Linked DNA regions of Homo sapiens: region 2 is linked to region 1. Evidence: read pairs that join two places in POLR2A ChIA-PET (ENCODE). Cell type or tissue: PC-3. All regions are shown on one strand. Each heading gives the region's core, and the rest is flanking DNA. Links, peaks and the distances in the headings are about the cores only. Region 1 overlaps TJP2 (tight junction protein 2). Region 2 has its middle 31 kb from the start of TJP2.

What was found. ChIA-PET counts read pairs that join two places held together with the same protein. Peaks named below come from ENCODE experiments on the same cell type or tissue, not always from the same donor. Only the 100,000 strongest peaks of a DNase experiment are listed, where the experiment ranks them.
Region 2: POLR2A ChIA-PET joins it to region 1 with 7 read pairs; 2 of 35 experiments call an interaction of 5 or more read pairs at or near these places.

Annotation. Positions count from the first base shown.
Region 1 is chr9:69,222,000-69,224,917 of GRCh38, forward strand. The region is part of intron 5 of TJP2 (tight junction protein 2); the gene reads left to right. Among named protein-coding and RNA genes, the nearest start is that of TJP2, 49 kb to the left of the region's middle. In PC-3, for the core only: a CTCF peak has its summit at 1,717; a DNase peak (open chromatin) is centred at 1,712.
Region 2 is chr9:69,141,900-69,144,817 of GRCh38, forward strand. It overlaps a transcript of TJP2 not described here. Among named protein-coding and RNA genes, the nearest start is that of TJP2, 31 kb to the right of the region's middle. In PC-3, for the core only: no CTCF peak of the experiment used is centred there; no DNase peak of the experiment used is centred there; H3K27ac peaks cover 400 bases.

The sequences.
Region 1 (2,918 bases), core at 247-2,746:
TAGCTGGGATCACAGGCGTGCACCACCATGCCTGGCTGATTTTTTTATTTTTAGTAGAGACGGGGTTTCACCGTGTTGGCCAGGCTGGTCTTGAACTTCTGACCTCAGGTGATCTGCCCACTGCAGCCTCCCAAAGTGCTGGGATTATAGGCATGAGCCACTGCACCTGGCCAGCTAACTTTTTTTTTTTTTTGAGACAGAGTCTCACTGTGTCACCCTGGCTGGAGAGTGCAGTGGCATGATCTCGGCTCACTGCAACCTCTGCCTCCTGGGTTCAAGTGATTCTCCTGCCTCAGTCTCCGAAGTAGGTGGGATTATAGGTGCCTGCCACCACGCCCGGCTAATTTTTGTATTTTCAGTAGAGACAGGTTGGCCAGGCTGGTCTCAAACTCCTGACCTCAGGTGATCTGCCCACCTTGGCCTCCCAAAGTGCTGGGATTACAGGTGTGAGCCACCGCATCTGGCCGAGCTATCTCTTAATTGCACTTAACCAGCATTGTACCCAGCATTGACCTAAATGCCTAACACCAATTCGTTCGTTTAATCCTCAGAACTACCTCATGAGGGAGGACTCTTGTTTCTCCATTTTATAGACAAGGAAACTGAGGCACAAAAGGTTCATTGATATACACAAAGTTGTGTCATCATTGGAAGAGCCAGGCTTCAGAATTTTGGCTTTAAACTAGGAGACCAGTGGTTCTCAAAGCAGTGCATCACCTGGGCACCCCTTAGAAATGCAGACTCTCAGGCCCAACCCAGTCCCACCAGCTCAGAAACCATGGGGTGGAGCCGGGTGCAGTGGCTCACACCTGTAATCCCAGCACTATGGGAGGCCGAGGTGGGCGGATGACTTGAGGTCAGGAGTTGGAGACCAGCCTGGCCAACATGATGAAACCCCATCTCTACTAAAAATGCAAAAATTAGGTGGGCGTGGTGGTGGGTGCCTGTAATCCCCACTTCTCTGGAGGCTGAGGCAGGAGAATAGCTTGAACCCCAAGGGGCAGAGGTTGCAGTAGCAGAGATCATGTCACTGCACTCCAGCCTGGGTGACAGAGCGAGACTCTGTCTTGAAAAAAAAAAAAAAAAAAAAAAGAAACCATGGGGTGGGCCCTCAGAGTCTCTATGTTAATAAGCTCTCCTAGTGGCCTTGCTGCATCTCAAGTGGAAAACCACAGTGGAGGACAGTACTCCGCCTAATCATTGTTGAGTTTCTGCTCTATGCAAGGGCTATGTTGAATATTCTTTTACGTAGTCCTCACAAGAACCTTGTGTGTTAGGAGGCTTCGTTTCTGTTTTGTTTTGTTTTGTTTTGTTTTGTTTTGTTTTGAGACGGAGTCTCGCTCTTTCGCCCAGGGTGGAGTGCAGTGGCGCGATCTCGGCTCACTGCAGGCTCCATCTCCCGGGTTCACACCATTCTCCTGCCTCAGCCTCCCAAGTAGCTGGGACTGTAGGCGCCCGCCACCACACCCGGCTAATTTTTTGTGTTTTAAGTAGAGACGGGGTTTCACCGTGTTAGCCAGGATGGTCTCGATCTCCTGACCTCATGATCCGCCCACCTCAGCCTCCCGAAGTGCTGGGATTACAGGCGTGAGCCCCCATGCTTGGCCAATGAGTGCATTTTTTAAGAGGATTGAGGAATTGTTGAAAAATGCCAGAGAGATGTTATCACTCAAGCTTGTCTCACTCAGCCTTCTGTTCTGGGCTGTGAGGCTGTTTGACCACTAGGGGCTCGCCATCCATGAAAGTAGCTTTGCCCTTCCCTTATTCCATTCTTGACTATCAGCTTCCTAAAGGACTAGGGCATGGGCCACAACACTTCTAATCTTTGTGGTAAGATCTGGCTGACAAGTTTACCGTAAATCATTTAAAACTTATTTTAAAATTGACTTCATACCTTTCCTGAATTGTGGAAAGTTACTTTGTTTTGTAATTATAAGATTTTTAGTTTGAACAATAATAAAAAATTTTGTGCCTGTTTTAAAACCTGCTCTGTTGTGGTAGTTTCCTAAAATGTGAACAGTTATTCTTAAAATAATGTATTTTTACAAGTTTATTAAGTAAAACCAGAAGAGTCTTAAGTAGCATTGAAAGTATTTAAAAATATGCATAACTTAGTAATTACAATGTTTTTGTTTTTGATAGCAATTCAGAGTCCATAAACTCCCAAAGCTATGCTGGTTTTAGTTGAATGCTTTATTAATTACTTTGCCTGACTTCTTTACCCCTTTTCTTCACCCACTGAATTCCTTTCAATGCCAAGCTTCATATAATCTAAAATGCTAGATTTTTTGCAGTGCCTTCCTGTAGACAGCCTCATTGTCAGCAGAACATGCCTATTAAGGTGTGCTGAATTGTTTTTTTTTCTCCCCAACATTTTATTTGAAAAGTGTTAATTTGGCCAGGCGCAGTGGCTCACACCTGTAATCCTAGCACTTTGGGAGGCCGAGGCGGGTGGATCACCTGAGGTCAGGAGTTCGAGACTAGCCTGGCCTACATGGTGAAACCCTGTCTCTACTAAAATACAACAATTAGCTGGGCATGGTGGTGGGCACCTGTAATCCCAGCTACTTGAGAGGCTGAGGCAGGAGAATCACTTGAACCTGGGAGGCAGAGGTTGCAGTGAGCTGAGATCATGCCCCTGCACTCCAGCCTGGGTGACAAAGCAAGATTCTGTCTCAAAAAAAGAAAGAAAAAGAAAATGTTAATTTTATAGCAAATAAACATATAACCTTCATCTAGTTTTACCAGTTGTTAACATTTTGCCACACTTTCTTTTTCCTCCTCCTTTTTTTTTCTTTCCTTCTACTCCATCACCCTTCCTGTTACCTCTCTCAGTGGGTTTTTTGGTACTATTTAAGTAAGTTGCAGGCAACTCACCATTACCCATAAATATTTCAGAGGTATCTTCCAAAGATAAG
Region 2 (2,918 bases), core at 117-2,616, 80 kb before region 1:
TTAAAACAAGCCCTGTGTTGTGGTCTTAGTCTAGCTGTACGAATGATGGAACAGAGGTTCAGAAAGGTCAGTAACTTGTTCAAGGTCACCAGGTCTTAAACAGTAGAGGTGGGATTCAAACCAAGTCTTTCCCCTGTGTCATGGGGTTGGTATGACTGGGGACACACAGGAATGGATGAGGGTGTCTTCAAGGTCTCATGCTGGGTGAACCAGGAGGTGGATGCACAGAAGCCGGAAAAGGCAAGGGGCACTGTAGCTGGCGCTGGGCACATGGGTTATTTCCAATAGATACTGGGTTGTGCCAGAGGACAGGATTGGAACGATAAATTTGATGACATCCAGTTGAAGGTAATAGTTTAAACCTAGTAGTGAATATGTTCTGAGGATGAATGACTCTGAGGAGAGAAGGCTAGTTTGGGCTGAGCAGGTGAGTCTAAAAGAGCCACACTAAACTTTATTAACTCTTTGGTAATTCTTTTACATCACGTAATCTGCTTTTCTTACAGTGTATTGGTGGGGCATCTGAGTAGCAAATATGTAAAGATATTATTTATGAGCATATTAAGGAGGAGAGAAATGAAATGCTTTTTTCAGTAGAGCTAAAAAAGCAAAAACAAAAAAATTGCTGTTTCCCTAACTCTTCTACTTTTAGTTAAAGCTTTTTTCAGCTCCTGAAAAGCAGACCACACCCTATAAAACAGACTGTACAGGGCATTAGTTCATTTCCCTTTTTATACTTCCAAAGCACAGTAACTGTTAAAACACCCAGTGAAGAAGCATGGCCACTGTCTTTCTCCAGAAGAAATAAAGTAGAAATATTAGTTGAAAGGAAATGTCAGTCTGATCTGTGAAGTTTTATGTTCAATTTTAATCATCCAGAAAGAAAACTTGAGCATCCTGACTTAAAAGCTTTTTTTGGATCATGTATATTTAAAAACACTTTTAATAGATAAATGATTTTTAGTTAATAGTTCCAGTTATAAACAATTTCTAGAATTGTAAGGGAATTAACCCAATATATGCATATTTCTAAATAATTTCTAGAATTATGAAGTGTCATATCTGGAAGGGGTATTTTGGCTAGATTTGTTATTTCCTGTGTTATTAACCTTATGTATAATTATGAGAGATTCCACACAAAGATGACAATTTTAAAAAATGAATAAATAAATTAGCAAGTTGAACAGTCTGATTTATGGAAGAAAAGCAAATTCTTTCTAATATTTGCTAAGGCAGAATTATTTTCCTAATGAAAGACACAATTTTAATTTTATGTGAAATCATCATAGATAAGAATCACTTTGTAAGAGCTGCATGTTAAATGCATCGAAAATTCCAATAAAAAATGAAACTTTAAAACATCCCATTTGCAAAATATCATGTCACTTTTCACTGCAGGAGAACAGCTTCCAATGGGTAACAAGTTTAAGTTGATTTTTTCTTGTTGTTAGCTCAGGCTTTGTTACTTATTTAGAGTGTTGTATAGTAATTTTTATCATGCGTCATCAGAAATACAATTTGTTAGAACAATGACTGTTGTGTGAGTGTAATTACATCTTCCTGTATGATTAAATGAGGGCTGTATGGGACCTTTACTCAGAGGTGGCAGCTGTAGCCAACCAAGTTCAGCCTATAAAAGAATTCCTGGGACTAACTGGTACTAATTGTTTGCAGAACAACCAGTGGGAGTAATATTCATGAATACTATGGAAATGAAATATTCCAAGACCAAATGCTTTAGCCCTTGTTTTTTACTTTATTGTGGTCAGATTATATTAATTGCATAATCAGGCCAAGTGAAGTGGGAGCTCTTGGTCTTTTGTTGTTTTTGGAAGAAAACTTAGCCTTCATCTATTCAGTCCTCTCATCTTATAAACAGGGAAATTGAGGCTTAGGGAGTAGTTGAAGGGTTATTTAAAGTCACCAAACTGTAATATACCCTGTCAGAGTTTTAAGTACACTCATATACCCCTGTCAGATTTTTAAGTACACTCTACCGTATACATGAGTATATTAGTTTGTAAATAGTGTACCTTATTACAATTTAAAAGATATTAGTTCTCAAGGTAAATATTATGAATATTCAAAACACAAACATTCAATTTTATTTTTTATTTTTTTGAGACAGAGTCTCTCTCTGTCACCCAGGCTGGAATAAAATGACACGATTATAGCTTACTGCAGCCTCGAACTTGTGGGCTCAAGTGATCCTCCTGCCTCAGCCTCCTAAAGTGCTAGGAGTACAGATGTGAGCCACGTGCCCAGCAACACTCAAATTTTTAAAGCATGAGAGAAGAAAAGAGGAAATAGATGGCATAATACTTTCTTCCCACATCCCAAAGATTGTTGGTATGTGCACCTCACTTTGGAGATTTAGGTCATTTAGGTCAAAAGAAACTTGCTATTGAGGAAAGAGAATCTGTAGAAGTAGGGTTTAAGATTTGCGGGGATGGGGAAGGGTTTGGGACACTCACTTTGGACATCTAGGTTAATCAGAGTTACTGCATAATGGCTCCCCTTCTATTTTGCTTCCCTTTATGTATGGGTTTGTTTAGACAAGGAGCAGCATGACTCTTGTATGTTGCCATAGCACATCAAATAGGAAAAAAAAATAGCTTGAAGAAGTTGGTGAGGAAGGAGCTATTTAAGTCAGAACTCTCAGAGTGACAAACTCAACTAAAATTAAATTTCACAAAAGTCAATTTATTAGCTTTCATAAACGATAACTGTAATCTCCTAGGGTGACAGTGGCCTCCGGCATAGCTGGATCCAGAAGCTCGAGTGATGTCATGACATTTTTCTTGGTACTGTTTTTCTCAACTATTGTAATACTAGTGAAGAGCCCTCTCCATGTGGCGGGGCACATGACTACTATCAAGAGCTCCAACTTCCTATCAGCCCTGGTTAGCAAATCCAAT